Regions from separate parts of the Mus musculus genome. Here regions 1, 2, 3 and 4 are each linked to region 5. A link is a loop called in an ENCODE intact Hi-C map of the cell type or tissue named here. Cell type or tissue: left cerebral cortex. All regions are shown on one strand.

Region 1 (5,000 bases), 360 kb after region 5:
GGTGAATATTAACCTTGGGCCTAACTATTACCTTCTTTAATGTATAGGGTCATGTTGCACCTGATGCGCTTTTTATAATCATAAATGGTTGTACTACAGATCTGGCTTTTCCTTTTATGTCCTTCACTCCACACTGTCTACATGGCTATCAACATGCTGAGTTAATCACTTCAGACTCCTACATGCCTTACCCTGGTTATCTACCACACCTTGTTGACCCATTCTCCCCATTGGGGATATGTGGACTCATGACGTCAATGACACCAGGAGACCTTATCTGTGTCCCTTTATAAACTGGTGGCAGAACTTCTCCTGGAACCCTCCCCGGGGTGGATCTCTGAGTCAAAGGGCATGTGAGTGCTTTATTTCACCAGGTGTGTGCATCGAGAATGACAACGCAGTCTGGCACTCCAGCCAGCAGCAGCAGCAGCAGTAGCAGAATCCTCCCTTTTGACATTCTCATCAGTGTTTGCTAAATTTTTATTGTTTTGAGACATGTTAAGTGTTGTGATAGTCTCCTTATCTCTAAGACCCCCCAGTGGATTGTTGCAACAAAAAAAAAATGGCACTGAACTTTATACATACTATGTTTTTTCTACTGTAAAGTTTAGTTTGTAAAAGTGGCATAGAAGAGGTTAGCAAATATTAGTGATAAAATAAAAGTTATGTGAATGTGGTCTCTCTCTCTCAAAAATCTTATGATATACCACTCACCTATCTTCTGGTGACAGGGTAACTGAAGCTGCAGAAATTAAGCTGTGGGTTCATAAAGGTAGCTAAGTCTTATTGCTGATTTAATATTCATATTTCTGGTTATTAGTGAGCATGGTTTCCTGACCCACAGGATTACCACCACCTGTAGATTGTGTGTGTGTGTGTGTGTGTGTGTGTGTGTGTGTGGGCGCACACACATGGACATGGACATTCCCTTGTAGAGTTCAGCTAGTTGTCTCTTGTTTAAAGATATAGCCAGTGACCCTTGCTGTCACTCATTGCATACTCAATGGAAATCCAATCAGTCTTTGTCTCATGCATGGCTAGAGCTTTTGAAATGTTCTTTAATAGGTCACCTCCAACTCTTTGGCTATAACTTTAACTTCATAATAATAACTTTATTATTATTAACTTTTGAGGCAGAGTTTCTATTAATCTTGGCTGGCTTCAAACTTGTTATGTAGTTGAAGATGATCTTCCTGCCTCCACTTTACAAATCCTGGGCTTACAGGTGTGCACCTCCATACCTGGTTTTATGCAGTGCCTGTGGCTAACTTCCAGGACCTTATTCATGTTAGGCAAGCACTCTACCAACTGAGTTATATCCTCGGTTTTGTTTTATAGGCTTAAAGTCTTTATTTTTTCTATCCATGTGAATTTGTGTTTGAATTAATTAAAAGCCTGGGACCTAACTTTGTCTATCTGTGAGCTATGACTCCTGTGCAGTCCCTTTAATAATCTCAGCTTTCTCACATCATTCACACTTGTCATAAATTTCTATGAGTAAATGAATCTGCTTTTTCCATAACTTCTTATGCTTATTTTGTAACTCAGCTTGCTTCAGTGTCTGATGCAGATATCGCTTCCCTTCTTCTTTTACTTCATTTTTAAAAAATTGAAACACATTTGTCAAATCTTATATTTTAATCAGTTCCACTCCCCCAACTCCTCCAAGGTCCTCCCCACCTCCCCTCCACCCAACTCCACTCTCCTTTCTGTTTAGAAAACAAACAAAACAAACAAGTTGTAACTAAAAAAACAAAACTAAAGAAAAATAAAACAGTACACATGCACACAAACAGGCAATCACATGTGAGCACACAGGAAGAAATAAGCCATAGGAACACAGAAGCAGAAACCATAATATACAAGCAAAAGGCCAGTAAGAACAAAAAAATATATATCTACAAAAAAACATTGAGTTTATTTTGTCATGGCCGTTTATTGATGAGTGTGAGGCCTGTCCTTATGTGTGGTTTGTAAACCCAGTGAAATTCCTTTGGAAAAAAAGTTAACTTTTCCTTTGTAAGTGTTGCCATTTGGAGATAGTCTCTTAGTTGTGAATGGGAGCTGATGTCCACTTACCCTCTCAGCACCAAGGGAGGATTGGTTGATGTGAATTTCTTGTTTCACTGTAGCACTGTTTGCTCTTGCTTCCTTCATCTGTGGAATGCCTGGCCTGTGTCTGATATAATATCTGGTTTACACCATTGCTCAATCTGTATCTATAAAACGATTTGAATGGATTTATGATCGCCGTTCACAGATTAGGTGGGCAATGTGATAATGGAGGACATCTTGCCTTCTTTCAGGAGAGAAGGACAGCAAAGGCCACGAAGTAGATCCCTCAGGGACAGGTGTGGCTTTGGATACATTTTTTTCCCACAGCTCACCGGGGACTAGTCATTCCGGAGCCAGAACAGCTTCTATACGAGGCCTTGAGAGATGGCCGTACAGAAGAGCCAGGATCTGGAGTTTCCGGGGAGAATTTCAAAGGAAAACACAAAAACTTTCATAGTAAAAAGTTTACAGAAAGGAAAATAAACTCCACCAGTTTAATTCGTGTATTTGAATTATGGTTTGCTCAGTGTTGAACTTGTAACAGAAAAGGTTTGTGCTAAAGAAATGACTCGATCGCCATCTAGTGGCCACGCATCCAATCGTCACCATGTTAGAAACTGCATGGAAAAAAAAAACGGTCAACAATCAATAAAGAAGTATGCAAACAATCAGTAAATCCTGTGTAAAAACGAGGAAACCAAGTCTAGGAGGAGCTGAGTATCTTGCTAACACCACAAATATTATTATGCTGGACTGAAGAAAACGTTATCTCTGGAGATGCCCTCTGTTCCTGTTTGGAAGGAAGCTAGCTCATCTCCAAAACCCACTGAACAGATCCTGCTGGTAGTTTGAATTTTGCCATGCTGAGAGTATTTACGCAACGAAATCACCAAACTACACACTGGTTAATCTCTAAAGTTAAACTTTGATCTATAAGAGAGTACTATACTAGTGGGCATCATTTCAATGTGGAATGTGGTTTGAGGAGAGGAGTCCAGAGGAGATGTGCATAGAAATGGACAGAAGAAAGAGTTGTCTATCAAGAGAGTTTATGGAAAGGGGCATGGAGAAGACACAAGGGAGGTGGTAGGAAAGAACGAATATCCATCACAGTTTAGATTTTATGGAGCTTAGTCATGTTTCCTGTAAATACTGGAATGGTGTCCCATGGCAGGGCATGATGGCACACACTTTTAATCCCAACACTCAGAACACTGAGTCAGGAGGACCCCTGTGAGACTGAAGCCAGCCTGGTCTTATAGCAAGTTCTAGTCCAGACCAGGCTACATAGTGAGAGCCTGTCTTGCCATACCCCCTGCCTCCACTCCAAGGGATAATCAAGGCTATATTAGAGACGATGTTTATATTTTTTCAGAGGAGTGTTTTGGTGCATTTCAGCTTATACTTCAAAGACTAATTTTGGGACCCAGTTCATTTTTATAGAAAGTAGAAATTTATGTGAAGTCCAAGAACCCATAAAAATCTTTAGCTTTAGAGACACAAGAGATACTGAAATATCTGAGGTATTTGAAGTATAGTATTCTCCCTCAAAAGAAAATGTACTTGTAATTTCCCTGAAAGGCCTTCACCGATCAGTTCTGGCAAAATGTTAATGGGAGCTGTAACAAAATGTCCAAGATTAACGATTTAAGGGAGGAGATAACTATTCTGGTGTGCAGTTTCAGAAGCTTCTGTCAGAGGTCACTCCATCCCATCACTGTGGGCCTATGGTGTGACAGTGTCATGGTTGAGAGAGACGTATGGAGAAGAACTCGTTTCATTGTGGTTAGAAGAAGGGTGAGTTAGAAAGGTGGAAGAGAGTGTGGAAAAGACCAGGGTCCCAAATACCCTTCAAAGACACAACTCCGTTCACTTACGGTTGTACTTCTTCCAAGCAGGACCCTTCTGGTCTGTTCAGCTATGAACTCAGCTGTGTATTTATCCATGGATTAAGCCCTCATAATACAATAATCCCTCAATTTCAGCACTGTGTAGGAATAAAATGGTTAACACCTAAGCCTTTGGGGGACACTTCAGATCCCAAGCAGCACTTATTAAATATAATACACAGTACATGAGTACAGTATGATACACAGGCAGGAGTGCAGCATCTCTTCTACTTTTCTGTATGATTGAACATATCCAAAATCAAAATTACAAAGGAGCCAATTCATCAAGCTCTTTAAGTGATTATGTTGGCTAGGGTGTATAAAGAAAAACAAAAAACCCATCAAGAGCGATCAAGAAAAGAGTGAGTTGAGATGCAGCAGAGGGCTTTCCCCCACCCTCCTGCCAGTGGACACATCTATGGCAATCAAAAGTCTCTGGAGGATTTTCAGAAGGTGATGTGAGTGTATGTAAGTTGTGTGTGTGTTTGTGTGTGTGTGTGTGAAAGTACATATGTAGTTCAAGAGCATATGGTTATATATGTTTCCCGATAATAAAGGAATGGCCTAAAAACAAACAATGTAGCAAAGGTTGTTATTGAAAGCTGTACTTCAGTGTCTTGGGTAGTACTAGGGTGACCTGTTCTCTTGGTTCACCTAGAACGGAAGGATTTGCTGATGAATTCTCCTTGATGTTGCTGCACTGTACTGTGGGCGAGGGCCCGAATTAAGGCTGGGTGAATGAAAAATGAGGTAGACTTCCAGTGGGAAAGTAAATGGTTCTCTTTGGTCAGAGGCTGCATGAGACGGCATAGAGAGCAGTTCTAGACATATAATCTCCAATGTTTCAGTTTGGACTTTGAAGCTTACTCATTGATATGTGGGGACTGATTGTCTAGACTCCAGACTCTATAGACGTTTGCCCTACTTTCTTAGAGACACTTCAGAGACCTGAAAAGTCATCTGACTTGGTGTGTGTGTGTGTGTGTGTGTGTGTGTGTGTGTGTGTGTGTGTGCCTAAACACTTTATATAGTCTATGCACACTCTGCCTACTACTT
Region 2 (5,000 bases), 980 kb after region 5:
CCTTTGAGAAGCATCATCTTCCCTTCCAGAGCCACCTGAGTCAAGTTCCCCTGATGGGTGGAGGGCCTGAGTTAACTGATTGGGAACAGGCTGGGCAGCACTTCTACATGGGCACTGCCAGGGATATTACAACATCAGCTATGCTGGTCCCCTGCCAGTTCCCCCAGGGATGGGAGGAGAGAGGGTGCCAGACGGCCAAGATCAGTGGGCAGGGGCAGAGGCAGGCTGGGCCAAGCACCCAGATGCATAGAGGGGGTGGAGCTGGGGCAGGAGCAAGCAGGATACTTTGTTTGCCACTGGAGGGGGCGTGCTTACGGTTGGGGCTCAAATTCCAAGCCTCTATTTCCAGGCTTAAGGGGGCTGTAGATGTCGATTGCCCCTTGCCCCTGCCAGCTCCACCCTGCAGCGAGGGGATTGGAGAGATGCCACAGGAGTCAGAGGCATGGACAAACCTTTTCTGAATGCTGGGAGCCTGACCTTTGTGAGGTTACCCCCCTCCCCACACACACACACCAAGTCACAGGCACAGGAGGGTCGATGGAAACGTGATGGAAGAATTTTAATACCCAGGACACACAGAATAAAGAGCATGGATGAAGGGGCAGTCTCTCAGAAACCTACTCTCGCCTTGGAGAGCTATACCCAGTACTCCCCCATAAAAGACCCCCATCCAGGGTGTGCATAGGCCCAGGCTAGAGAGATCCTCTACTTTGCAAACCTTAATCCCTTACTCTCCAGACACAGTACCCTCCGACCTCCCAAATCCCGGGCTCACCTTCCCGCCGGCCTCCAGCTCTGCAGGTCTGCGCCCCCCGAGGCCCCCGCGGTGGATCTGCACCTCGCAGATCTTTCCTAGCGTCGCGCGTGTCCTCTCTGGTCTGGGGACCTCGCTTCCCAGGGGCCCGCGTCTGCTCGCAGCTTAGAGTCTCTGGGATTCTGGGAGAGGACCCAAGGCTGCAAGCAGGGACTGCTCCCTAGGCGGGGCCCTGGGGAATCGTGCGGGGGCCGGTGTCACGATCGGAGTCGCTGAGCTGTGGTCTCGGGTTCGGACGCCCGCTGCTCCCCAGCGCTAGCTGGGCGAACGCAGCCGGGCCCGCCCCCTCTCGTCTCTCCCAGCCTGGCCCGCCCCTCTCCAGCCCCTTCAGCCGCTCTCGCTCTCCTCTTCCGGGAGCCGAGCCCGCCCTCTGGGCCTAGGACCCAAGTGCGCGGCGCCGGATCCCCAGCGGGGCGTGCAGTGGAGACGCTGGGCGCGCCTTGGGCCCGCCCGTGTGCCGAGGAGGGTCGGCCTCCTCCCGCAGGTCCTGGCGGGCGGAGGGGACGTGGGCAGGAGGACCGCACGAGTTAGGGTCCGGGAGGAGGCGGCCAGTGGGCGCCGCTGCGAGGCGTGTTTAAAACCCTGTAGCTCGCGCCCGAGCATCAGCGGAGCAAAGCGCTACTGGCTGGCAGCTGATGGCCAGGCTGAAGCCCAGGCGCTGCGCCTATGGCTCCTCCCTTTCTCTTCTTTAACTCTAGGAACTAAACCAGTGGGGCTTCTACTCTGGATTGAACTGAGGTGGGCGTGAGCAGAAAAAAGAAAAAAGAAAAAAAAAAAAAAAAAAAGGAGGAGGTGGAAGGAGAAACAAGTCTTGGGAGCACGGGAGGGCAGAACAACCAGAGACAGTGCAAGCGTCTGGGAAGGAAAAGGTCCCTGTGCTAGCTTCAGACTTGTATCTGTTTCTGTGCCTTGAATCTGGGTCAGCGATGGGGCCTCTGAATTGAACCTTCAACCGCCTCAAAGGCAGGGAAGCCTGGGGCGGAGTCCGGGAAGTCCGATGTCTGTGCCTGGCGCAGACCTGGCTTGGACAAGTCGCTGCACCCAGTCTAGGTGCCACCTCCCTGGCGCGCGCTCCGCAGAGTACCATCCCACAGTGATGAGAGGCCGTAGAAGGTCCACTCAGTCGGTACCTGGATGCAGGGGCGGAACAGAGCGAGCTTGCTACTAGGGAGAAGAGTTTCTACCCAGCCCTAACCATTTCTAAACTAGAGTACTGGTTTGTGGGGGTCTATTGTTTAGGTCCCGCGGAGCAGGGCTGCAGCCTTCGCACGAAGTGTTGCTACCACCTGCTGGTTCTTTGAGGGAGAACAGGTATCCTGTGAAATCTGCACACCCCTTCGCCCCTATTACCCTGTCCCATCTTATACCCCCTTTCACTTATTCAAAGGCATCCTTATGAAAGTACTAGCTAGCTGCTTATGGGCTGATCATAACTGGTACTTAAAGAACATTTAGAAACCAATGAAAATTGTGAAAGAGACTATGAGCCAACATGCACAAGAAACCAAACAATGAAACTCCTTGAGGTACTGCGAGAGAAACAGTCGTTAATGAATTGGCTGAATGAGTGATAGAAAGATAAAGACAAATAACGAGTCCCTACTTGGACAGGAGGTTGTTCGCTCATAATATCGAGGATCAATTAATAAGCCTGATTAAGTTTAATGACCTGCATTTGGACCTCATTAAAACTTCAATTACACTGGTGTGCCTATAACTCGTATTTCTTCCATTTGTTTCTAAGCTTTCTGATAAAGAGCTTTCTTTATTTGTGGTTAACTGTTTCCAATGCTTTCAACGACTGAAAAAAGGGGGGAGGCTGATCTTGCAACATCTTCATTATTAGACAATTCTACCATGTATCTATCATCACATCTATCTGGGCATCTATGTATTTCCTGTTACCATCTGGAATGCTGTTGGTGCTCTCATTAAACATATACCCTGTACCTCCAGCCTTTCCTACATGCCTGGAAACTTTAAAAAGTAAGAAAGTACATAAAGCATGTTTAAACATAGTCACAAAACCAAAATATAGATATTTCTTTATGAAGCCCAGAAATTCTAGCAAAACTTTGCATTGTGATTACAATAAAATCTTTGTTTTCTTTTTATTGTATGACATATTACAAATTCTGTTTCTATTAATTTAGACTTATGTAATCAGTCAATTTTTTTCTTGCTAAGAAAACATGAATGTGTCTGGTTTTCAAAAAAAACACTATTGTATCCAGGATGCATAGAAGATTCAATTTATTATTACAATTAGCCTTATATCCTAATCTACATGATTTCAAACCAAGTTTTTATATTTTATTTTATTGTGTATCAGTGTTTTGCCTGGATGTATGTATACACACTTGCTGAGTCCTGCCCAGGCAGGGAAGGGAAGGGAAAGGAAGACATCACAAGGTTCCTGCTGTAGCAGCCAACAGGGAGTGGGCCTCCATTAGTGTTGATGGTTGCTAGGTGTAAGGCTTGTTTGGACAGTATAATAATACATATATTTAACTTTATATATATCTATATAAAGTTGTATACTATATAGTATTTACATATATATGTACACACATATATATTCACATATACACACATATGTATACATATATAAATGTATATATATATATATATATATACACACACACATACATAATATATATATATATATGCTCCCCCACCAGGGGGAAAGTCTTTTCTGCCAAGGTTAATGATTCCATGATAATTAAGAACAGAACGATCCTAGGAAATGAGAATTTGTCTCTGTGACACTGAGACTTTCAAGACAGACCTTAAGGCTATGGCAAAGAACTCTGAAAAATGGGTTCAAGAGTGTATAATTTTGCACCTATGCAAAATATAAGGATGTAACATGAATTTATGAGGGCCTTCATGAACCTAAAAGAACAGAGGTAGCCGGTTTGTCAGACGGATATTTTGTTGTTTGTTGTTGTTGTTGTTGTTGTTGTTGTTTTTGAGACAGGGTTTCTCTGAGCAGCCCTAACAGAAGAATATTAAGGAGATAAAGAGACTAAGGGAAAGGTGACCTCAGGCCAAGATCCCACCCAGATAAACTTAGTGTTTATGCTTACAAAAGCAGATAGAATTCTGAGTTCAAGGTCAGCCTGGAATAGAGCAGCTTTAGGTCCAGGAATGGTGAGAGTGGTGATCTTGGGATCCACTCAGCTAGCTTATTATTTATGTTTACAAAGGCACACAGATTTCTGAATTCATTTGCTATGTTAAAAACAATGTATTTGCTGTTATATTTCAAGAATCAAGGGGCTAAGGTCATAAAATGCTGATTCATGGGATAATCAAAAGGGAACCTAGGGCAAATGACTGAATTGATATATACATCAAAGACTAGTCTTTGGTCTATAAAAGATGAACTGTCTGGAAAGCTATTGTAGTTCCTGTTTGAAATTTGTCTGGGAAGTTTTCTGACTTTGTTTGGAAAACCAAAAAACTAATTAGAGAGCTAACAGAGCTCTTGTAGAATTTTCCTAGCAAGTTTTCTGACTTTGGTCAGAAAACACAAGAATTTTTTTTTTAGCACTCTTTCTGACTTGGGTCAGAAAATAAATGAACTATCCAGAATGTGTTTAGAATTTTTCCTATCAAGAGAGAGCTGTCTTGAGCAGACTACAGAGCTGTCAGCTTACACTCATCACTGAATTCGAGGTTTTTTTTTCTTCCACCACTCCAAAACATTCCTTCCTCAGGATTTCCCTAACCAAGCCAAGGCTGGCCCTTGGCACACACTGTGAGTGTGCTTGGTGCCAGTGGTCAGAAGAGGGCATCGGATTGCCCGGAATTGAAATTATGGATGATTGTGAGCCATCATGTGGACGCTGGGAATCAGTCCTGGGTAAAGATATGCTTTTAACAACTGGACCATCTCTCCAGTCTTCAACCAGGTATTCATAGTGGGAAGAGAGTATACAGTACATCAGCTAAAGTATGTCGTAGTCTGCAGCTATGAAAAACCAAAGCAATGAGTACCATTTGAAGTTTAGCATAAATCTTTGCTGTAATTTGCTCAATACTTGTCCCATATTAGGTGCTTAGGGGTGTTTTAGAAAGGATAAATAAAGAATAATAATCTTTAAACATTTTTAAAGCTGAAAAGCAGACCTTAATAAAGCATATGCCGCACAGAATTCATTATCTCCAGCGCACACAACTT
Region 3 (5,000 bases), 260 kb after region 5:
TTATTTTTAAATAGGGTTTCGTTTTTAAATTTTTAAAATTTGTTTTATGCTCACTGGTGTTCTACCTCCATGGTAGTCTGTGTGAAAGTGTCAGATCTCCTGGAACTGAAATTACAGACAGTAAATTGTGATGTGGATGCTGGGAATTGAACTCAAGACCTTTGGAAGAGCAGCCAGTGCTCTTAAGCATTGAGCCATTTTCCCAGCCCTAGATAGGATTTCTTATAGCTCAGATAACCTTGAACTTGCCATATAGCCAAGGCTAACCTTGAATTCCTAGTCCTCTTGTCTTCACCTTCCAGTGAAATGGGATTACAGGCCTTTGCTGCCATATACAGCATCAAATATTGCGAAAGAGTGGCCATAAAGAACTCAAGAACTAGAGGATTCAAGAATTGTGTGTGGAATCATGGACACACAGCAGTTATGAACAACTAGAAAAGACTTTCAGCATCCCATCAATGATAGCAAAGGTACTACAAGGCCCTTCCTGAAGAGCTGTTGGCTGAAAATTGCTACTAGACTGGGGGGAAGGGAACATTTTCTTCAGTGGTATAACCACTGGGGATCTAGGGAGATAAAGGAGTTCACAGGGAAAGTAGTAATAGAGTAAAATGGTAGTTAAATGTAATCACAGTATATGTTCAAAAACCTCTCAAAATAAAATAATTACTATCATTGCCTTAACCAAAACAAAACCCAGGGCTTCGTGCATGCCTTGTTGCTTCTCAATAAAATCATTAAATAACAAATGTAAGAAGCAAATATAATTTTAAGTATACTTTTTAATGATTTCAAAAGAGTAGTAATGTAAAGAATATCATAGAAAAAGATCTCCAAAGACTGTTCTGTAATGCAAGCATCTGTGATTCTGACCGCTGATGAAGATACATTGGTGATGTAACACTATTGTGGTTTTCTGCTTATAGGGGTCGCTCAAGTAAAGGAAATGTTTCAGTTACCTGCTAGTGAATATTGATGTAGGTTTTTTTTTTTCCCCATACAAAGTTAATGGATTTTTTTTATTCTACCCATAGATCCTAGGACAAGAGTCTGCATAGTACACAGTACTGCCACTGACCTGTGGTTGTGTTCTTCTATCCAAGAGGTACCCCCAAGGGGCCACAGGCATGCAGTAGGAACAAGAGAAGTGATGAGATGGTTTCACCTTGGGATTCTGTCCCAAAGGGAACCAGTTAGGAAGTGCCACATGGGGGCACTCTGCCAGAGCCTTGTATTCTAAAACTTCAAATATGAGCCAATCAATATTAGGATTTTGCTGAGGGTCAAACTGTAAGTCTGTTTGAGGTAGAGTTGTGTAAAACATAAGTATTTCTCAAGAAATTCCATCAGTTACTTGGATAGAAAAAAAAACAACTGATGGAAGGCAGGAAGGATATGTATTGTTTTAAGCACAAACTAAAAACTAATCATTTTACTTTATAGCCCTGCTCTGACTTCCCATGGACTGCAGGCTGTAAGATAAGCTCTTTCCTGCCCAAGTTGCTTTCAGTCATGGTGTTTATCATAGCAGTAGATAGCAAACTAGAACTGCGGTTGTTGCTGGGAACTGAACCTAGGGCCTTGGATATTCTAGGCAAGTGCTCACCCAGGCCTTTTGTAAAATTTCCTTTTGCGATTAAGAGTCTCACAAAGTTAGCAGTGTTGTTCTTGAACTCTCTACGTAACCCAGCCATGACTGAACTCAATCTTTCTGCTCTGCCTCCCGAACAATTTATGTTAAGCAGATAACAAGTGTAAAAGCAGATGAAATTTTAAATATTTTACATATATATATATATATATATATATATATATATATATATATATATATGATCTATACTGTCAAATTGTCTTCCAGGAAGTTTGCTTTGGTTATGAAAACTGGAACTCATTAGCCTTGCCTCAAAAGATCCAGAGAATGGGACAGAATGCCCCATGTGCTGAGAAGTAACTGTCATTGCAGGGACCAGAAGGCAGCTGGGCAGATCAAATTCCCAGACCTTCTAAATTCACCTCCCAGATCTGCAGTTAGTGCCAGTTTCTGATAGAGTTTGCAAGTGGCCCTTCAAATCTGCGACTTGGATTTAATCCTTGAATTCATATGGTAATGCTATTTGGATACAAGGTCTTAGAGCAATAGTAAGGATTAGTGAAGGTCACAGAGGTTGGCACTAGAGGCTTTATGAAAGAGGCTGAAGCTAACATATTCATCCTGTCTCATCATATCATCTCCTCGAAGTGTTACAATGCATCAAAGCCCTTAGGACACTTGCAGCAGTTGCAAACACTAAGTTCTTGGCCTTTCCAGCCTCCAAACTTCCAATCTTTATAAACTTCCTGGTCTCAGGAATTTTGTTATAGTACCAAAATGAGCAAAAATATCTATCCTCTCCCATATCTTCATCTGGGATGTCATCAGACGTAATTCCTCAATCATAATCTAAATGTCACAAACTTACACGTGTAAGGCATGCCCTTTTTCTCTGCCTCAAACCCACAAGGCCTCCTGCCCCTCTTCCTCTCTAATCCCAGGAAAGAGACAAAAACCTATGGAAAACAAGCTGGCCCAGAATTAGTGTTTGCTTTTTGTTGTTACCATTGTTGTCAATGGTACCACCCAGACCCGCTTGCCCAAGGTTTGCAGTTACTGGTTCGACTAAGAGGAAATGGTCTCCTTGTCCTTCCTAGTGTGTCTTCTAGACTCTTCTTGCCAGTTGAAATAGTGCCTGCTGACTCTCCCAACTCAGATCTCCCTTTCCTTTCCCATGGGGCCCTTGGTGTAGTGCTGACCCTTCTCGGCAGGGGGCAGTATTCTCCCTTTTGCTGCTTCCGGACATCCACATAAAGCTCAGAAAAGTTAAATTCTGATTTAAAGCCATGTCTTGCGGCCGGTTTCCGATCCTGATATTTTCATTTCCCTACAGCTGCAATAGAATTATTCCCATTCTCCTCCCATCCGGACCCAAGCCTAGAGCTAGAATACTTGCACCATCCCCACACCCATCCCAAAACAGCTAGAGGACAGGGAAGCATCTCGCAGCATCCACTGGCAAAGACTTCACAATATGTTTGGGTGGGCAAAGCAACGCACGTGAAACGCCGGGCAACCAGAACAGCATCCAATCCCGATTCGTGCGTCCCAGATGCAGCATCAGGAAGAAAACAAATGTTTGCGGAATTTGGTACCCAAGGCCAAGCAGGGTGTTCTCTCATCTCCGCCCCACTTTCTCTCTCGGCCTTCTCACCCCGCAGCCCTCAAAGTCCATCAAGCATATCCTAAGGGTGGGCCCTGGCTTCCTGACCGGGCTCCTGAGACAAGCGGGTTATTATCCACATTCTCCATCAGCATCTCCCGGGAGAACTCAGCGGGGATGGCGAGGAGCTCAGGGGCGGGGGTTGCGAAGGACAGGCGGAGGGACGTGGTTGCAGCGCGGCGAGGGGCGCGGGGAGCGCGGTGCCCGGTCGGGGGCAGGGCGGGGAGGCTCTGCGCGCAGCCAATCCCCGAGCAGCCCCCTCCCCGGCCGCGGAGAGCTGAGCGGGGCGGGGGAGCCAGGCGGTGGCGGCGGCGGCAGCGGCGGCGACGGAGGCTGCCGTGGGGAGGGATGGAGAGGGGAGGGGGGAGCGGAGCCGAGCGGAGACAGCCGCGGCGCTGCAGAGCGGCTGGGGCGGCGGCGCGGTTCCCGGTGCTCCCCCCGGCGAGGGCCCCGAGTCGGTGAGGGCCGGGACCCGGCGGCCCCCGGAGCCATGGGCTGCATCGGCTCGCGGACTGTGGGTGGGTACCGCAGCCCGGCGCGGGTCAGGGGCAAGCTCGCCCCGGGGCGCTCCTCCGGCCCCCTCCCCCATCCCCATCCTTGCCCCTGGGGACCTCCCTCCGCGCCCGCCCGGCCCTGCCTCGCGCCTTTACTTTCCCTCCATCCGCTAAGGTCCCTCTATCCTTGTGCCCTCGCGCCTCCAGGGCTTCCATCCCTCTCAGCTCATAGCCTTCTCTCCATCGCCCTCCCGCAGGCGCGGTCCTTCCCTGGTAGCCTCTCCACAGCATCCTTCGCGGCTCAGTCGCTGTTCCCTACTCCCGATGGCCCCATCCCTCCACCTTCAGGCCATTCGCGTCTACTCTGCTGTAGCCAGAGCCTCCCCGAGCCCTTCTTTCGGGAGCAGCCCCTCTTCTCAGAACCTCCTCTCCAGCCTCATCCCTGACTTTCTTCCGCACGCCCCCTCCCATCTTCACCCTCTTCTCCATATGGCATGTGTGTTTTGCCCCCAACCATTTCCCTCTTGGTAGCCTTTTCCCGTCGCTCCTGCCTCCCCCCGATTTGCTTTGTTCACGTGCATTTTCCCTCTGGGGCGGGGGCGGGAAGAGCGTGTGCCACCGGGAGGGAATGGGTTCCACGCTTGGAGGGAATGGTCTTGGGCCGGGGTGCTCTGGAAGAGCCGTGGACTCAGGGAGGAGGTGGAGGTTTACCTCCCCGAGAGAGGTCGGGAGTCCGCTTCCCAGAGGGTGGGGTCCGCCTAGGAACCCTGGGACCCGCCTGCACCTGTCAGCGGGGGCAGGCGGAGCAGGGCCGGCTTTTTATTTACCTTTGGCAGGGGGAGGGAAGAAAGGCGCTTCCTTAATGGTCCTCTCCTTCCAGCCCCTGCCTTACTACCGCCCCCTACCCCCACCCTACGCATCCATTCCACTTTAGGGCTGAACACATTAGTACAGTCCTCTCCCAAACCCCCCAATTTTCCCCTTCCTAACTCCCAATTTCTCCCGCCTACACGCCCTAGTGACCTCAGGCTGAGAGAATAATTCGTATTATTATTACAAACAAACTACACTCTCCGGAAGCCTGATTTCTGAGACCCGGTTTATTTCCATGGAGACCCTCCTCTGCTTTTACCTCTTTCCCTGTTCTCCTCCCCTCCATCTCCCTGCCCCCTAAGGCTCTGACTCAGCTCCCCCTCTTCCTCAAAGGCCACCCCCTCCCTCCCCTCGCTCCCACTCTTCTCCGAGAGAG
Region 4 (5,000 bases), 820 kb after region 5:
TTTAACCATATTCTTTGTGATCCCTTAACTCCTAGAACAATGAGCTAAATAAAGCCTCACTTACCAATTTACCCAGGCTTAGGTATTTCTTGTAAAATATAAAAACATTGTTAGTAGTATTAGATAGCCTGTCAGGAGGACAACGGAAAAACTGTAAGGACAGATATTGCTGAATTATATAGTCAGTAATTAAAGGGAACTCTTGGATACAGGTTATCATATTAGAAGGACATAATCACAATCTGGAAAAGAATGACAGTATCTAGTGACAAAAATTGACTGATCTCTTTATGTATATATGGATTATATTTTAATTCCTTCCATTTAGTTAAACATCGTGTGTGTGTGTGTGTGTGTGTGTGTGTGTGTGTGTGTGTGTATTTGAAGGGGAAACTGAAGAGGGGAGAAGGATCTAGAAAAAGAGGATGGTAAGTAGGTGTTAAGTCAACTTAAGGCCATAAAATGTGTAGAAGAGAGGGAAAAAAACAGAAAAAATGCACTCAGTCTCCCATTTAGAGAAGTTTTATCTACAGTATTTTAACTTACAGATTTTTAAACTTACAATGCTGTGATGCAATTTGCATCCAGTAGATATCACATTTCAGATTTTGAGTTGCCAATATGTGTTCAATGCTCTCTTATGCTGCTGTACAGTGAACAACTGATGCCCTAGTATCCTTGCTACACATTTGTTCTTGGTGCTGTGGTTTGTGTTTCTGCATCTCTTCATGTCTACCAAACACTCATCTATGTGTGTAAGAGGTAGTCATCAGATCAGTATGAAGTAGGCTTTGTGTTAGAAGATCTTGCTCAAATGTAGAGGAATAGAATGTGGATACATTTAAATTGGGCTTGGCTAAGCTAGGAAGTTTGCTACAATATAATATGTTCACAGTGGCCACAGGATGCTACTAATGTTAAGTAAATGTGTGGATATACAGAATGTGACTGACATGATGGAGAATAGAGAAAAGACGTTGGGCTGAACCTGAGATATTCAACTAGAATCTACTGTAGGGCAACTCTTATTTCTTTGGGTGCTGCTAGGTACAGTGACTAGAGATGATATGCAAAGACTTCTGCCTGAAGTAGTTTCTGCATTTAAAATGGCTTTAGAATCTATCTCATCATAAAATGGAGGATCGATAGTATTGTGTAGTACAAAGAATGACTCCCTCTAGAGCAGAACGGGAGATTTGAGGATATGAAAGGTGGATTCACAGAGGTTATATGAGTTAGTGAGGAATGGAATGAGGGCTTATGAGACAGCAAGAGCCCATGCAAACAAAATCCAGGGAGTATAAGCCTGGATGGCTTACAGTGGGACTGGAGAATAGGAGTGCCTGAGACTGCACAAGTGTGAACTTAGTGTGTCATGATTGTACATTGTCAGCATGGTTTCTAATACTCACAATGACTTGGTTAAGAAAAAATTTTGGTCTCCATTTTACAAATGGGAAATGGGGGCCTGGAAGTTAAGAAACACCTAAACACGAATTAAATTTAATTCAAGTGTGGCCAACACCAAAGCACATGTTGGTGCCTCCTAACCATTACCACTGCAACATGCTGACATATGCATGCACACACCAGGCATGGTCACATGTTAACTACCTGAGAGATGTCATCTGTTCTCTGACAAAACACCTTCTCTTTGGACATGTTATTGCTTTTGCAATTTTGCATTATCAAATATTTAAATGGATACAGATTATAACCTGTAACTGTGTGAAAGAGGGTGGCTCAGGATTTCTGACCATTGAGACAAGGAAACCTTCACTAAAGGATTTTGGTTGACACCCCCTTCTGTTATTTGCAGCCAGCCATGCTCTCTACCTCATACTAGTCCAGATTATCCTCCAATTTCCAAAGGCTCTCACAGTGTACACAAGCACTGTGAATGTTATGTCCATGTTAATATGTGGTGCACAGATGGACACAGTACACAGTGATGGAGAGACAAGAGACCTGAGACTAGACTGCTAAATTAGGATATGCCCAGAGCAAACCTGCTGTTTCTTTGGATGATGCCAATTACAGTGGCCAGAGGTGATATGAAAACACTTTGGCTGGAGGGAATTGCTGACACTAATATAATTTCCTCATGTTTATAAATTAGTTAACTGTAATAAATAATTATTGTTAGGGCCCATCTTCTAAAAAGCCAGAATCTACATGGGCACTTTGCCATCGCTCAGATCCCTGTCTTCCCAAAGGTGTGTCACCACTTCCACCTAGTGGTCACTATTAGTAATGCACACAGGATATCTGACCTCCCCTAGGCTGAACTGTCTGGAAGCTGTTAGGAAGAATGGGGCAGGGATTAGAGTAAATGTGCATTTCCAATGCTAGGGGAGCAAAAGAAAAAAAGAGAAGTGAGCACATTGGGGACACAAATTTTGAAAATTAAGAAGGATAAATTTCTGAAGCAATTTGAATTTCAAAAACTTGCTTCAGAGAAGTCCATGATTTTTTTCTCCTGTTTACATATAATTAATCAATTAATTGGTGTAAGTGTGTAAGCATGCCATGGCACACAAATAGAGATCAGAACAATTTTCAGCAGTTGTTTTTCTCCTACCATGTGAGTTCCAGGTCAAACTTAGGTCTTCAGTCTTGGTGAGCACCTTCAGCCATCTTTGTAGCCACATATGTCACTTTTTGAGAATGATAACAGTTATTTGTATGAGCCAGAAACTATGAATAGTTTTAAAATGAAGACTGTACTGAGCTACTGTCTGGAGAAAAATAAGTAGCAGAAGGTGTCTCATTGGTTCGTGTGGTAGCATAACCTTTCTCTGTGCGGCAAAAACCATACAGATGTGTCTTCTGATCTCCACCACAGCCATCTAAGTTAACCACCAGCAGTGGTCCAAAGTCATGGATTCTGCAAATGCAAATTCAACCACGCTCTGATGCAGAGCTCCCCTCCCGACAGTTGTATCTGTTCTGAGTACATGATGACTTCCTCTCATCACTGTTCCTGAAGAGCTATAGTATAACAGAAAGTGGGGAGCATCCCCCTCATAATACATATTAACTAGAGATGACTTAAAGTAACAGGGAAATAAAAATGGACATAGGAAGACATGTGTATGTCATATGCAAATACTACATCATTTTATATCAGAGATTTGAGTATTCATGGTTTTGCATCTACGGGAGACTTGGAACCAGTCTGCCAGAATTCAGTTATGGTCTGTCACATGTTATGAATAAAGAAAATAAGATAGACTCAAATAAAATCCTACATTCAAGCCCATTTATGAAGTAGAGGGCCAAGATGGGGTTCAAACTTGGTCGGACAACTCCTGATAGCACTCTGTTCACATGAGATTGCTTTTCTTTGATTCACATGTAATTATTTGTTTCAAGGATTATTCCATGTGTTTTGATGAATTATTAATAACTTTAAATGGTTTCCAAACAGTGCAAAAGTGGATGGAAAGCAGTTACTCTCCTGTCTCCTAACACTAATGGAGCCCCCTTTCCTTGAGGCTTGATCGGTCGTTCATGAGTTGCACACTTTTCTATAGTATCTCAGCAAGACTATGATAAAGAGATGTCAGCACAATGTCTCACACCTGCAATGCCAACTCTTGGGAGGCTGAGGCAGGAGGATGATGACTTTGAGGCACTCAGAGCTGGCTACCAAACAAATGCAAAAACAAAAATGATTCCATCTCCAATATTTAAAGAATTATAATTTTTATTTATGATAAAGTTACAGTGTGGATGAATTAAATTAAGCATCGAAATCAAAACTACCATGCATACCTAGACAAAGTTTTAAATTCAATCAGAATGGTTTTTAAAATAGACCATGTTAATTTATGATTCAGTTACTTGAAAGGTTTGGAGTTGCCACTAATGTAAGGCTTTAAAAATGACTGCTTCAATTTTCTCCCAAGCTCATTATATTCTCCAAACATCATTGCAAAGCTTCAAAAGCATTCGAAGCCTATCTCCCTTCTCTTTCTTTTATTAAAGATGCCCTTCTTATTCCCAGATCCTCTCTTGGTTATTAGATTGACTTGTAGCCAATCAAGTAAATTCAGCTAGGGACACATGACCTAAAGGGCGTCATCTCAATTCTCCAGTCCAGAGATCACTTGCAGTGATACCATACACAAGCTAGATGGCCATATCTTCAAAAAGTACACTTCAGTTTTAAAAATATGCCAAACTCTTTTCCACATGTTGTTTTGTGAGTACGAGTCCAGTTTTCACATGGACTGAATGTGAATCAGCTCCGTAGAGCTCAATTTTAAGTGCATTTTGCAAGAGGTCCCATTTTTAGCCAAGTCACAGCTGAGCTTTCCTGTTAGCTAATTAGTACTTGTTCTTAAATTGGGCAGCTCCAATTCAAGCTAGATGAGATGCAATTTATTTCTTCTCTACTCTTAAAACCATCTAAGCTGTAAAATTTATGTTACTCTGTTTTTCCTTTTGTCTACCAGAGGGTTAGTTTAGTTTCATTCTGAATAAGTCAATAGAACTCCTAAATTGCCACACAACCACCAAGTTATCTGCGGGGCTACACAATTTTGATGATCACCAAATTGGATAAACCCAAAGCACTGGAAGATACTTGTCTCTAAAGATTGCCATAATAGACTCAGCAGTTACAAGCACTTGTTCTTTTTGCAGAGGACCCGGGTTTCATTTCCAGCACCCACTTTATGGTTTTCAACTGTATGAAATACCAGCTTCATGGAATCCGATACCCTTTTCTGGCCTCTATAGGCACCAGGCACACATGTGATACAGAGACATACCTACATAATAGAATTACAAATAGAAAAGGTATTTTTCCTTCAACCACTGCCTTCAACATGCTTCATCAAATGTGCCTTGTCTTCCCTTGTGTGGCATTTAAGGCCCGTTCTGTCTGTATTGCACCTAATTCAATGAATATGTTCTTCCTTGACCACTAGTGCCCATTAATGTAGACACTGAAGGGGAACAAGAGTAGCATGTTCTATTATCCCTCATCATTA
Region 5 (5,000 bases):
ACACACACACACACACACACACACACACACGACAAATATATGCATGTATATATATTTATGTGTGTGTACCTTATGTACATACACATAAAATGAAAAAATACTAAATCAATAACATAGATCATTGGGTGCTGTCTCCACTGTCCTTATCTGAATGAATATACTAATCCTTTATGTTTTTATGTTTTGTAAAATTTTCTACTGAGAACTGACTTTCATCTCTACATGGCTGAAATGGGCTGTCAGCCAAGAGATCCTGATACCCCAGCACAAATTTAAGCATGAATACACAAATGGTCAACCACAGCCCTTGACTTGCTGAATCCAGTGACTTTACTACATATGCTTAAAGATTTAATTAAACCTGCCAATCACTGCACTTTTCTAATGCATGACAAAAACAGAGTTGGGGCTGGGTGTGGTGGTGCACGCCTTTAATCCCAGCACTTGGGAGGCAGAGGCAGGCAAATTTCTGAGTTCAAGGCCAGCCTGGTCTACAGAGTGAGTTCCAGGACAGTCAGGGCTACACAGAGAAACCCTGTCTTGAAAAAAAAAAAAAAAAAAAAAACAGAAACAACAACAACAAAAAAAAAAAACAAAAAAAAACAAAAAAAAAAACAAAACAAAAAACAGAGTTGGGAAAGAGTTTCTTTTTAAAATCATGGCATCTATGAATCATATGAGTGTAAAATTGTCTTGTATTAGCATTATCTTCACACATATGGGACTCTGTAAATAAAAGTTGACAAGCTATTAAAAAAAAAAAAAGAAGAACGGTGTCTCCTAGGACATTTTTCAAGAATCTTGATGTGGTAGTGACTCAAGCTCCATGACTAGACTCAGATTGTCTTATTTACTAAATCAATAAAGTATTGCTTTTGCTTCTGTTGATTTGTGTTTCTTTTACTGACAAGTAAAATATTGTCCCTTTCTTCAAGAACTCCCCTGCCTGCTGCTTGAGAAGTGTGGCACCCGTCCTCTCTCACAGAGAACCTTCTCCTGAATATGTGCTCCTGTGTCCATGTCTTTCTTTTGCTCCTATGACCTGGGTTCCAGCGTGTGAGGACAGTTAAACATAAAATAGCTTACGTCTGATGGAAATGTTGGCCAGGATGATAAATGATTCAAAGAGTACCATTTATTCCTCTCATTGTTGTGACCAAGTATCTAACAGAAGTGACTCGAAGGAGGAGAAGTCTATTTCTGTTCATGATTTCAGAAAATAAAGTGCATCATGTCAGGAAAGGGGATGCTTGGAGTTGCAGGAGCTTGCTCTCACCTTTGTTCTTATCTTAGCAAATCTGAAACAGAGAGAACAGAAAGTAGAAATAGACCATAGCTCTCAAGGCCCACCCAACCACCAGGAGTCTATGACTTTAAGGTAGGTCCAAAAGTTCTACATCCTCCCAGAAAAAGGACCATCAGCCTATGGCAAGAGCATCTGTCTATCCATATCTCTAGAGCCAGGGATGTAGCCCAATGATACTCACTTGCTTAACATGCAAGGATCAAGGGATGCTTGGGATCAAATCAAGAGTCTTCAGCGTGTTAAACAACTGGACACCACTGAGCTACATCCCAAGTATCTCTCTTAGAAGAGAATACATGTCCAGCCACGTGTCACGACTAAGTAAGTATATGGTCTTATGGTCTATAGTCACATATATATAAGTCAGTATATGGTCTATCTACAGTCACATCGTGCAACTGTAAAATCTTATCACTCTTAAAATTGTCTATTTAGTGTTTTCTTACTCCACTCGACTGTCCATTTCATTAAGACAAGGGTGACACCTGTATTTCTCAAAGTTCTATCTCCAACATAACACAGTGCCTAACACATAAAAAAGCTTTCCACAGGTACACGTGGTTGTGTTAGATTGTAGAAGAATGATTAAGGATCCCTAACTCGTGTCCTTACAGAAAACTACCCTATTTGCTGAAATTCAAAACAGTCTTTACAGGGTACTCACAGCAAAACTAATATTTCTCCTATTCTCTTCTGACTAATAATAGCTAACATAACCACATTGACGGTCAGATTGGATGACCAAAAAGTGATCTGCCATTTCCCACTTTCCACATGCAAGATTTAGTTCTTATGAGAATAGCTACAGCAACATTTTGTGGGAGATGAAGTCAGAAACTTTCAAGGAAAATGATTGACTTTTAAATACATTCCCCAAGCTTCCATTTCTGGGTCTCTGGTTTCCTTCTTGCCAGCCCCTTTCCTTCTCCATGTCATTTGAATCCCACCAAACATTAACTTTAAAGAAACTCCGTTTTCATCTAGATATTATGACCAACCCCTTTTTACTATATATAGTCCAAGAACATTCCTATAGGTTAGGAGGAGTCCCCAAATTTCTGTCAGCTAAATAACTTGGGCTCTTTCTTGTCTCGCCTCCAGGTGGCGCCCTAAGTCCAGGCTGAAATTTCAGCAGCGTCTGTACCTCCACCCCACCCCCATCCCCGCCCCGCCGCCCCACCCTCAGATTGAAGAAATAAAATGAGTTCTTTTGCAAAATTCTATCATAGTGTTTCAAAAACAGAAGGAAAGGAGCCAAGAAGCCAAAAGCCTGCTCCAAATAAGTTACAAAGAACAGGAATAGCCATGAAAGGTCGGTGAAGTACAGGAAAAAAAGAAAGTTTCAGGGTGTTGAGGAAAAAAAGATATCAGTGATCAAATCAAGACCTGGACACTGCCTGCTACAACTCTGTCCTGGGAGACAAGTTGCGCCTACTTATCTAGTAGTAGCAGTAAATAAACACTCTTTTGATTGGATCCGGGGCCAGCAGCATAGGAGTGCTTATGCCTGGTGTTTTGAACACGGTCCATCAAAACCAATGGCTATGGAAGTCATAGGCCCTAAGGGAGAACCCAATGACGCTTTTCTAAATGGTCATGTTGTCAAGCTGCCTTCCAGATACTTATGGTTTTATCCATAGATTTGTGCTGCTCCGAATCTTGCTCAGAGGAATTTCTTATTTTAGTGGGTAGTGACTAAGGCAGAGATGCATTACTGTTGTTCCGAGTGCTGAGAGTAAGTGATTGTTCATGTTTAGCTGTAAATAGGACGCTTGAATCAATCCTTCCATGCCAAGGCTCGGGAAACATCATGGAATGTGGTGTTGAAAGAATGTAAGGGCCAGGGGGTGAGCAGGAGTGTTGGGAAATGCTGTCCTCTGGACATGACATGCCTGTTGCTCACATAAACTCAAAGCAGCTGTGGAGACCTACACAGGGCTCACACAGGATCAAACCCAGCTAAAAGTTACTAGCTGAAAAACTATTGGAAGTTGAGGGAGGAAGGGAGTTGGATCAGCTCCTGAGGGAAGGAGAATCACTTTTCTGAGGGAGAGGTGTGGTCACTGGTGAGTTCTCTCTTTACAATAGATGACTCTGTGCCCATGCACATAAGAGAAAGACCAGTGGAACTCAGTGTGTTAAAAACATCCATTAACAGATTAAAAACTATAAAAGAAGGACAGAAAACAGGGAGGAAGATGTGTAACCTGGGAGAAATTGGAGAGAGGGAGAAATTAATATACTCAAGATACAGTGTGTGTGTGTGTGTGTGTGTGTGTGTGTGTGTGCATGTATGTATGTATGTGATTAAAAATAAAATTTAATATTAAAAAATACAGAGAAACTGGGTTGGAGAAGCAGGAGAGGTCCTAGGAATGTAAGTATGATACCATTTTCCTACCTCTAGAGTCACAGAATTTACAGATTACAAGAAGACATTCTATTCATTTTTTTTGTTAAATTTTGGGTTCCATAGTGACATTTTCCTACAAAATTATCTGACATTTTGTATTTATTTACTCCCTTGCCAATAGTCTTTATCTTTTCTCTCACACTTTTACTGACCACCCCCCCCCTTCCTCCTCCTAAGTGGTACTGGCTTCTGTTTCTTGACCTGCACATTTCATTACCTCTTTTACCCCCATCACCTTTCCTTCTTCATACCCTTTAATAGTTCCCTTCCTCCTTTCATGGCCTGACTGCTCTCCCTACCCCCCGCCCCCCCCCCCCACACACACATACACACACATACATTCTTAGAGAAAACACACAGTATTTTTCTTTTAAAGACTGACTTTTTTAGCTTCGTATAATGATCTTTCAGTTGAATATTTTTTCCTGTGTGGTTGTGATAAGTTTGTTTTTCTTTACAGTGGAATAAAATTCCCTTATGTATACATATCACATTTTCCTTATCCGTCAGTCTGTTGATGAACATCTAGGCTGGTTCCTAATCTTGCCTATTCTAAACAAACAGTACAGCATTAATGTGCAAGTAACTGTGGAATCCTTAGAGTGTTGTCATGGTTTCTTTTCTTGTTGCTATAATGAAATCACAGAGATAAAAGCAACATAGGGTAGAAAGGGTTTATTTGGGCAGGCATTTCCAGGTTATAGTCATCATCATGAGCAATTGCAGCGGGAGGTGCTTGGAGAAGCTGGCCACATCACATCTGTCGTCAAGAGCAGAGAGCATGCCGGAGCTCAGGTAGCCTTCTTCACTTTATACAATCCAGAATCCCAGTGTTAGGGAATGGGTGCCACCCACAGAGGGTCTTTCCACATCACTTAATATATTTAAGATAGCTGTCTCCTGAGAGGCCCTGCCAGAGCCTTACAAATACAGAGGCAGATGCTGGCAGCCAACCATTGGACTGAGCAAGGGGTCTCCAGTACAGGAGTTAAAGGACTGTAGGAACTGAAGGGGTTTACCACCCCATAGGAAGAACAAAAGTATCAACCAACCAGACCCCCACTCCCCCAGAGGTCCCAGGGACTAAATCACCAACCAAAGAGTACACATGGAGGGAGGATGGCCTTGTCCAGCATCAATGAGAGGACAGGTTCTTGGTCCTATGAAGGCTCCATAGATGCCCCAGTGTAGGGAAATTCAAGGGTAGGGAGGTGGGAGTGGGTGGGTGGGTGAAGGAACGCCCTCATAGAAGCAGGGGGAGGGGTGGGATGGAGGTTTTCA

Evidence for each region. A loop is a pair of places that touch in the nucleus more often than their neighbours do. Peaks named below come from ENCODE experiments on the same cell type or tissue, not always from the same donor. Only the 100,000 strongest peaks of a DNase experiment are listed, where the experiment ranks them.
Region 1: it touches region 5 in a loop (8-fold over the local background); 31 of 42 quality-filtered maps call a loop at or near these places.
Region 2: it touches region 5 in a loop (7-fold over the local background); 6 of 42 quality-filtered maps call a loop at or near these places.
Region 3: it touches region 5 in a loop (3-fold over the local background); 14 of 42 quality-filtered maps call a loop at or near these places.
Region 4: it touches region 5 in a loop (6-fold over the local background); 19 of 42 quality-filtered maps call a loop at or near these places.

What each region holds. Positions count from the first base shown.
Region 1 is chr6:42,225,077-42,230,076 of GRCm38, reverse strand. No RefSeq gene overlaps it. Among named protein-coding and RNA genes, the nearest start is that of Tas2r144, 12 kb to the right of the region's middle. In left cerebral cortex, a CTCF peak has its summit at 2,633 (motif pointing left); a DNase peak (open chromatin) is centred at 2,634.
Region 2 is chr6:41,601,596-41,606,595 of GRCm38, reverse strand. Ephb6 (Eph receptor B6) reads right to left here and starts at 1,085. Exons shown (of 18, transcript NM_001146351.2): 1 at 776-1,085. It overlaps Gm27549 (a small nuclear RNA gene), which reads left to right and starts at 4,291; the gene lies at 4,291-4,352. In left cerebral cortex, CTCF peaks have their summits at 310 and 2,103 (motif pointing left); DNase peaks (open chromatin) are centred at 1,181, 1,402, 1,873, 2,023 and 1 more place; H3K4me3 peaks cover 2,246 bases; H3K27ac peaks cover 2,055 bases.
Region 3 is chr6:42,323,217-42,328,216 of GRCm38, reverse strand. Fam131b (family with sequence similarity 131, member B) reads left to right here and starts at 3,577. Exons shown (of 7, transcript NM_029528.5): 1 at 3,577-3,775. The coding sequence starts at 3,748. In left cerebral cortex, CTCF peaks have their summits at 1,213 (motif pointing right) and 2,808 (motif pointing right); DNase peaks (open chromatin) are centred at 2,814, 3,447, 4,106 and 4,613; H3K4me3 peaks cover 2,492 bases; H3K27ac peaks cover 2,037 bases.
Region 4 is chr6:41,759,127-41,764,126 of GRCm38, reverse strand. No RefSeq gene overlaps it. Among named protein-coding and RNA genes, the nearest start is that of Olfr459, 11 kb to the left of the region's middle. In left cerebral cortex, CTCF peaks have their summits at 2,237 (motif pointing left) and 4,101; DNase peaks (open chromatin) are centred at 2,225 and 4,278.
Region 5 is chr6:42,581,104-42,586,103 of GRCm38, reverse strand. Gm38798 (a long non-coding RNA gene) reads left to right here and starts at 4,377. Exons shown (of 3, transcript XR_869010.3): 1 at 4,377-4,514. In left cerebral cortex, a CTCF peak has its summit at 2,396 (motif pointing right); a DNase peak (open chromatin) is centred at 2,407.